Regions from separate parts of the Homo sapiens genome. Here region 2 is linked to region 1. The links are chromatin contacts, found by Hi-C or POLR2A ChIA-PET in ENCODE. All regions are on one chromosome and are shown on one strand. The core of a region is the stretch at or near the end of the contact, and the rest is flanking DNA. Distances in the headings are between cores, read along the strand shown. Region 1 overlaps DOCK10 (dedicator of cytokinesis 10). Region 2 overlaps DOCK10 (dedicator of cytokinesis 10).

Region 1 (3,374 bases), core at 290-2,789:
TATTTTGCATGTGACACAACCACTCCCTGTTCCATCTATGTAGTAAACTTACTGTCCCACTACGATCACTGCTCTGTGACATAATAAAATAAAGTGGGCTGGGCACGGTGGCTCATGCCTGTAATCCCAGCCCTTTGGGAGGCTGAGGTGGGCAGACCAATTGAGGTCAAGAGTTTGAGACCAGCCTGGCCAACATGGGAAAACACCGTCTCTATTAAAAAAAAAAAAAAAAAAAAATATATATATATATATATATATAATGTATATACACAAAAAATAGCCGGGCATGGTGGCGGGCACCTGTAATCCCAGCTACTCAGGAGGCTGAGGCAGGAGAATCACTCGAACCTGGGAGGGGGAGGTTGCAATGAACCAAGATCATGCCATTGCACTCCAGCAATGTTGCTGGGCAACAACAGCAAAACTCCATTTCAATAAATAATAATACTAACGTGAACACTTAGCTAATTTAAGAAGTTTTTTGTTTGTTTGCTTGTTTTATTGGTAAGTTTCTGGAATGTAGGCTTGGGTTCCCCATAACAGTAATCACATGGCTACTAGATTAGTAATGTCCTATAGTTAGATAGGCCCCCAAATACATAAGGTAATGTTCACATCCAATTTATGAGACTGCGAATTAATTCAGGCCGAGTTACAAAAATTGCTTAATCACGTGTACAATGCCTGGTGGTCTCTTGTTATAAAATGATGTTGACTTTTTACTAAATAAGACAACAGGCTGAATTATGCTCTTGGAACCATGTGATAAATCTAAAACATTATTTTACAATATGTGCAGTTATTGCATATCTAATATCCTGTGCAGGTTACACAAGGTATAGGAAAGAGAATACATGTATGATGTATGCCCATAACGTGCTATTGATCTTAGTTGTATTTTATTATAATGCTGGAGCATTTGTCTGAAAAAGTGCAAGGACAGCCAGGCGCTGTGGCTCATGCCTATAATCCCAGCGCTTTGGGAGGCTGAGGCGGGTGGATCACCTGAGGTTGGGAGTGTGAGACCAGCCTGACCAACACGAAGAAACCCCGTCTCTACTAAAAATAAAAATAAAATAAAATAAAATAAAAATTAGCTGGGCATGGTGGCACATGCCTGCAATCCCAGCTACTCGAGAGGCTGAGGCAGGAGAATCGCTTGAACCCGGGTGGCGGAGGTTGCGGTGAGTCGAGATGGCGCCACTGTACTCCAGCCCGGGCAGCAAGAGCAAAACTCCATCTCAAAAAAAAAAAAAAAAAAAAAAAAGTGCAAGGACTCCACAAGTTTCCACTTTAAAAACTGTGGCACTTCTTCTCATTTTAGATCTCTTTAATGTGTCTCCACTGAAGCAAAAATGAATTGATCGAATACAAAGAAAACTGTAAACAATCATATTTGGTAAGGGTTTTAATATGGTTACAAAGAATTTTTTCTTTTCTGAGAATCAGATGCTTTCAGACCACTACAAATTGTCTTGACCACAAGAGATTTCCTGTTCTCTTTTATAAAACTCTGGTCAACAATTAGTATAGCTCAATAGCATAAAAGGGATCTGAAACTGCAGTGGAACTCAGCTGAGCTTCTCCTTTGGTGGTAGGATTTCATAAGGAGCCTATCTATTGTCCAGAGATCAGGCATTTGGAAATAAAAACTGTCCTGAAATGATGCATGCAGGCCTGTGTTTATAGTTTCAGGTCCATGAGATTCAGACATCCTCCCTTGCAGCCCTGTCACTTTCTGGTTTCTTGTAGCCTGCAGTGGATGGTCTTGGAGGTTTCGTTACAGCCACCAATCTGCTGGCTATACTGGCTACAGAAGACTTCCTTCCAAGCACATCAGGACTATCTCTCAATTGGCCAAAGGTCACTGTAAAAGTCTAAAAAAGGGCTGCTTATCCTATCTTGGGGCTGAGAAAAGCTTCCTCTGACAGTATTGTAGCTTCCCCCTGTTCAAAAAGGAGGACAAAATGATGGTGTTTAAAGTAATCAATCAGTCTAAGCTTGGGGAGTTATAAGCCTCACAATAAGAACTATTAACTAAAACTTTGTGATTAATGACCCTCAGCATGTGTTTAAAAGTGATTTTAACCTAAATTTCTCAGACATCGATATTGTCTTTTATTCTATTAGAGAATGTCCTTAGATTACATTAGTTTCTTGAAAAACATCTTTTACCACATTCAGAAGAGTATTGTTGTGATTTTATTTTACTTATTGTTTAAATATATGAGAATATTACTTTAGTACCTGACTTGTGCTTTAAAGGGAAGGCCCTTCTTGTTTTGCTGGGGTTGAACTGTATGGCAAATATACAAATAATGAACAGTTGTCTATTACTTGATAGCAGTCATTCCAGCCAAGTTAAGCATGAAGACACAGTGTTGTAGTATTTAGGTATATAGTAGTGATAGAATCCTATAAGAAGAACTTCAAGGTGTTTTACTCTTGGATTGACAAACTACTGAGCCAGTCATTTCACTTCTTTTTTGTGACTTATTTTCCAGGCTCCAAAACATGTCTCATCTCCTCTAAAGAGGTGAGGACCAAACATTCTACATATGGGAAGATGTGAGCATTAATAGAAACGAGGTGCTCCAACAATATAAAGACACCTACTGCACCAGGACCTCCCCCTGGCAAAGACTCTGAGGTCTGTGGTCTGAGTTTACCATCCAAGAAAGCCCAGTGAAGAGGGTTGCCTGCTGCGAGGCCTGCAGACATGGTCTAGGGAAGAGAAATGGACTGAAGAGCGGCCCAGCACTGCCAGCTCTCACCGGCTCCATCCCACCTGGCTGCCCGCATTTCTCCTTCAGGGCCAGCCTCATTCCTGCACAGGGCCTTTGCCCATGCTCCTCTGCCTCTCCAAAAGTCTTTTTCTTTCCTCATTCTTTAGAAATCTCAGGTTTTGTATAGGTGCCAGCTCCTTTTCAAAAGCTTTCTAATTCATCCAACACACATTTTTCTTCCCTGAATGCTGTTATTTACTCTCTGTAGCACACATGAAGTCTGCAGCTTACCCATAGAATATTTTAGGCCGAAAGGTTATGCTGCTGATGAATTCAGCCGGTCATTTTACCTGTGTGTTTTATTGTTTATAAGCAAGCCACATTACATCTGCTTTGGGGGTAAAATATAACAACTGTAAAATAAGTTTTGCCATGTTCCTTATTACTCCTTTGCTATGTTCCATTCATTCCTTTTAAAGAATAAAGTGCTCGTATCTACATATATGCTTTCATGATTCCTTTGTATCCTTCCTGTGATCACGTGCACCACCTCTATCCTAACACATAGAATGGCTTTTTAAAAAAACCATCTAATTGAGATATAACTGATCTGTCATAAAATTTATCCTTTAAAAGTATAGAATTGAG
Region 2 (3,288 bases), core at 458-2,957, 100 kb after region 1:
GCCAGGAGTTTGAGACCAGCCTGGCCAACATGGCAAAACCCCATTTCTACTAAAAATACAAAAAAAAAAAAATTTAGCCGGGCATAGTGGCACATGCCTGTAATCCCAGCTACTCAGGAGGCTGAGGCACAAGAATTGCTTTAACCAGGGAGGTGGAGGTTGCATGAGCTGAGATCACGCTACTGTGCTCCACTGTGAGCAACCAATGAAACTCTGTTTCAAAAAGAAAAAAAAGAAAAAGAAAAAAAAATCAAAAAAACATTTTGATTCATGGTTACCACAGGGAAGGGATGAACTTGGGAAAGGGAGAAGCTGACGGAGGTCTGCAAAGGTATTGGTCATGTGTATTTCATAAAATTAATTTTATTTGTATTCTTTAAGGAGTAAATAAACGTTCTAGGAACTCATTTATAGAAAAAGTAGAAAACAAGTATTTGCCACATTAAGCAGGTGCCCAGTGCAATGCAAGCTCTCTGGGCTTTGGTGGAGATCAGGGAAGGATTCTTGAGGAGATATCGAGTGAGAAGAATTCTGAGTAAGAATCGTGAAGGAGTCCTGTAGGCAGGAGAAAGACCAAATTAAAGGGCTGTGGCTTAAAGGAAGATGTTGCATAAGGGGTACTTGAAGGTGGTCCCTGGGCCTTTGACCCAGGCAGTAAGAGGACACTGGAGTTCGAAACTCCTAGATCCAAGGTGTTCCATGCTAGCAATGGGACATTTTAATATGTCTCCATATTTCCCTCAGCAAACTGGATAATTCAGAAAAAATCTAATGCACAATCTAATATGACTCACCACAACTAGAAAAAAATATTTAGAAATGGTAGAAATGTTCAACAGCTAAAAATTCCAATGAGAAATGATAGGTTGTGCATTTTAAAAAATAAAGAAATCATGGGCCTAGAATGCAATTTTCCTCACAATCACATTTCATGAAAGGCAATAATTAAAATGGTTAGTTTTAAAAAGTCCCTGAACCTGTTACATTTTCTCAGAAGCATTGGACCGAAATGCCTGGGCTCTTGTTTCCAAGGCTAGGTAATATTCAAAGCCCTTCAGTTAAAAAAAAAGGAGGATAATGCCATACTGCTCCCCTTTTACTACAATATTTGCAATGCATTACCCTTTCAAAATTGACAAGTTATGGTTAGAACATTTTTTAAAAACCATACATATGCATATACATCTATCCATCCATCTAACCAAGAATCATTTATGAAGCTATTATAAAACTCTCTGTCTGGAAGCAATGAGATAATAACTAAATAATTACAATAAAAATTAATTAAGGTATTCAAGAAGTGTTATGGAAATACAGAAGAGGAAGAGACTAAGTCTGCCTGTGGACTCAGAAGAGGGTAACAGAAGAGGGGCAAATTAGTTGGGTCTTGAAAGGCAAGCAGGAGCCGAACAAGAAGAGAAAAAAGGAAGTGTCCTCTGGGTAGCTGGTGGCACGGGCCTGAGTGGCATCCTTGGGTAATGCCCAGAAGCTTGAGTGGCTGAAGTGTGGCAAAGGTTGGAGGAAAGAGAATACTAGAAAGTGAAGCTAGATGCCAGAAAGGTAGGCTGAAACCAAGTGAGATGTAATCCTCTGAGGGCAATAATCAAGAACATTAGCAGCATTCTGGCAGGGCTATATCATGATCAAAGCTGTGTGTTCACAAGATGCAGGCAGAATGGAGGGTGGATAGTTGCCTGGGGAGAGACAGGAAGACAACTAGTGAGAAGGCTGGAAGGAAACCACAAGGACATTGCAAAACACTGTCTGGGGAAGAAATACTGAGTGACTTACATAAATCACTAAGGTCAGGGAGCTGTCTGAAATATTTAGGAGGTAGCCTTGCCAGTACTTGGAGCATGAACTGATGTGGAGTGGCCAGGGGTGGAAATAATTGAGCATGGTTTTAGTTTGAGATTTCCTGGATCCACTGAGGTATACAACTCAGGAAATAAGAAAAGCAGATTTATGAAGCAAGAAACTGTGTTAGATCTGGATCCTGTTGAGTTTGAAGTAATTGAGGAACTTCAGGACAGAGATATCAATGGGCAGAGCTCAGAGATGTGTGAAAGGGTGAAATCACCTAGGGGGGGTTTTGTGGGGAAGGCAGAGAGAAGGGGGTCTAAGATTAGATCCCTTGTACATCCTAACATTAAAAGCCCATTTTTCCTCAAATTGTTCCATGGATTGAAAATATATTGAATAATACTTGATCCACTCTTCTGTGACCAGATATATAGTGAATCTCTGTTTATTGATGAATCAAAGATGTCTTTTTGAATCAAATGCCTGTGTTAAATGGTTCAGACTATCTTTCAGAGTAGTGATGATTGAGTCCCCATACACAACTTATAGTCAGCTTGTCAGGCCCCGTACATAGAGCACGTGGTTCTTCCCACAGGCTCCTCAGTACACAGTACTAGGGAATATATGGAGAAAGAAGTACAGAGCCTTGTAGGTCTGAGATCCGTCATGGATGAAATGTATTCTCACCTAAACAAAATGATGAGGCCTGGTCAGAGACAAAGCCCTACACAGACCTCGCCTGCACACCCAGACCAGGCCCCACTAGTCACCTTTCGTGACAGTCTAGGGTCTACTGAATCACAGTGAGATCATTCTGAGATGTTCACGCCCAGGCACAGGAGCACAGAGGCAACTGGACAGCACTCTCCTTGGCCCGATGACCACTGTAATAATGAACACGGATGTAGCTTCAAAACTCTGAAGCATGTTATCACTTGATCCTTGAGATGGTTTGGATCTATGTCCCCACCCAATTCTCATATCAAATTGTAACCCCCAGTGTTGGAGGTGGGGCCTCGTGGGAAGTGATTGCATCATGGGATCGGTTTCTCATGGTTTAACACCATCCGCCCTGGTACTGTGGTCATGATAGTGAGTCTCACAGGGATATGGTTGTTTAAAAGTGTGTAGTGCCCCCTCCCTCTCTCTCCTTCTCCTGCTCCTGCCATGTAAGACGCCCCACTTCCCCTTTGCCTTCCTCCATGATTAAAAGCTCCCCAAGGTCTCCCCAGAAGCAGATGCCACCATGCTTCCTGTATAGCCTGTGGAACTGTATGTGAGCCAATTAAACCTCTTTTCTTTACAAAGTACCCAGTCTCAGGTATTTCTTTATAGCAGTGGGAGAACAGACTAACACAATCCTCATAAGAATTTTGTGTCTACTAATTTTACAAGGATAAAAGCTAAGGTCTATTAACTTAATCAAAGCCACATAAGCAGAGGGTTAGATTTAAGAACTGTCTCTGGTATTCTATAAAAGATAGT

The links. A loop is a pair of places that touch in the nucleus more often than their neighbours do. ChIA-PET counts read pairs that join two places held with the same protein, here RNA polymerase II (POLR2A). Pooled maps may share reads with other maps.
Region 2: a map with no recorded cell type shows a loop between it and region 1 (2.7-fold over the local background). The contact joins two enhancer-like sites. A Hi-C loop is called at or near these places in 2 of 168 maps with a recorded cell type or tissue (chondrocyte and natural killer cell), 1 of 37 single-sample maps with no recorded cell type and 5 of 50 pooled maps. POLR2A ChIA-PET finds 5 or more read pairs at or near these places in 9 of 52 experiments (GM10248, T-cell, activated CD4-positive, alpha-beta T cell and 4 more).

Annotation. Positions count from the first base shown.
Region 1 is chr2:224,920,877-224,924,250 of GRCh38, forward strand. The region is part of intron 2 of DOCK10 (dedicator of cytokinesis 10); the gene reads right to left. Among named protein-coding and RNA genes, the nearest start is that of MIR4439, 88 kb to the right of the region's middle. Within about 2 kb of position 1,540, at least 7 of the 41 ENCODE cell types and tissues checked have a DNase peak (open chromatin) inside an H3K27ac peak, as active enhancers do; they include natural killer cell, where a contact is called at or near this core.
Region 2 is chr2:225,024,669-225,027,956 of GRCh38, forward strand. All of the region lies in intron 1 of DOCK10 (dedicator of cytokinesis 10), which reads right to left. Among named protein-coding and RNA genes, the nearest start is that of MIR4439, 16 kb to the left of the region's middle. Within about 2 kb of position 1,708, at least 5 of the 41 ENCODE cell types and tissues checked have a DNase peak (open chromatin) inside an H3K27ac peak, as active enhancers do; they include natural killer cell, where a contact is called at or near this core.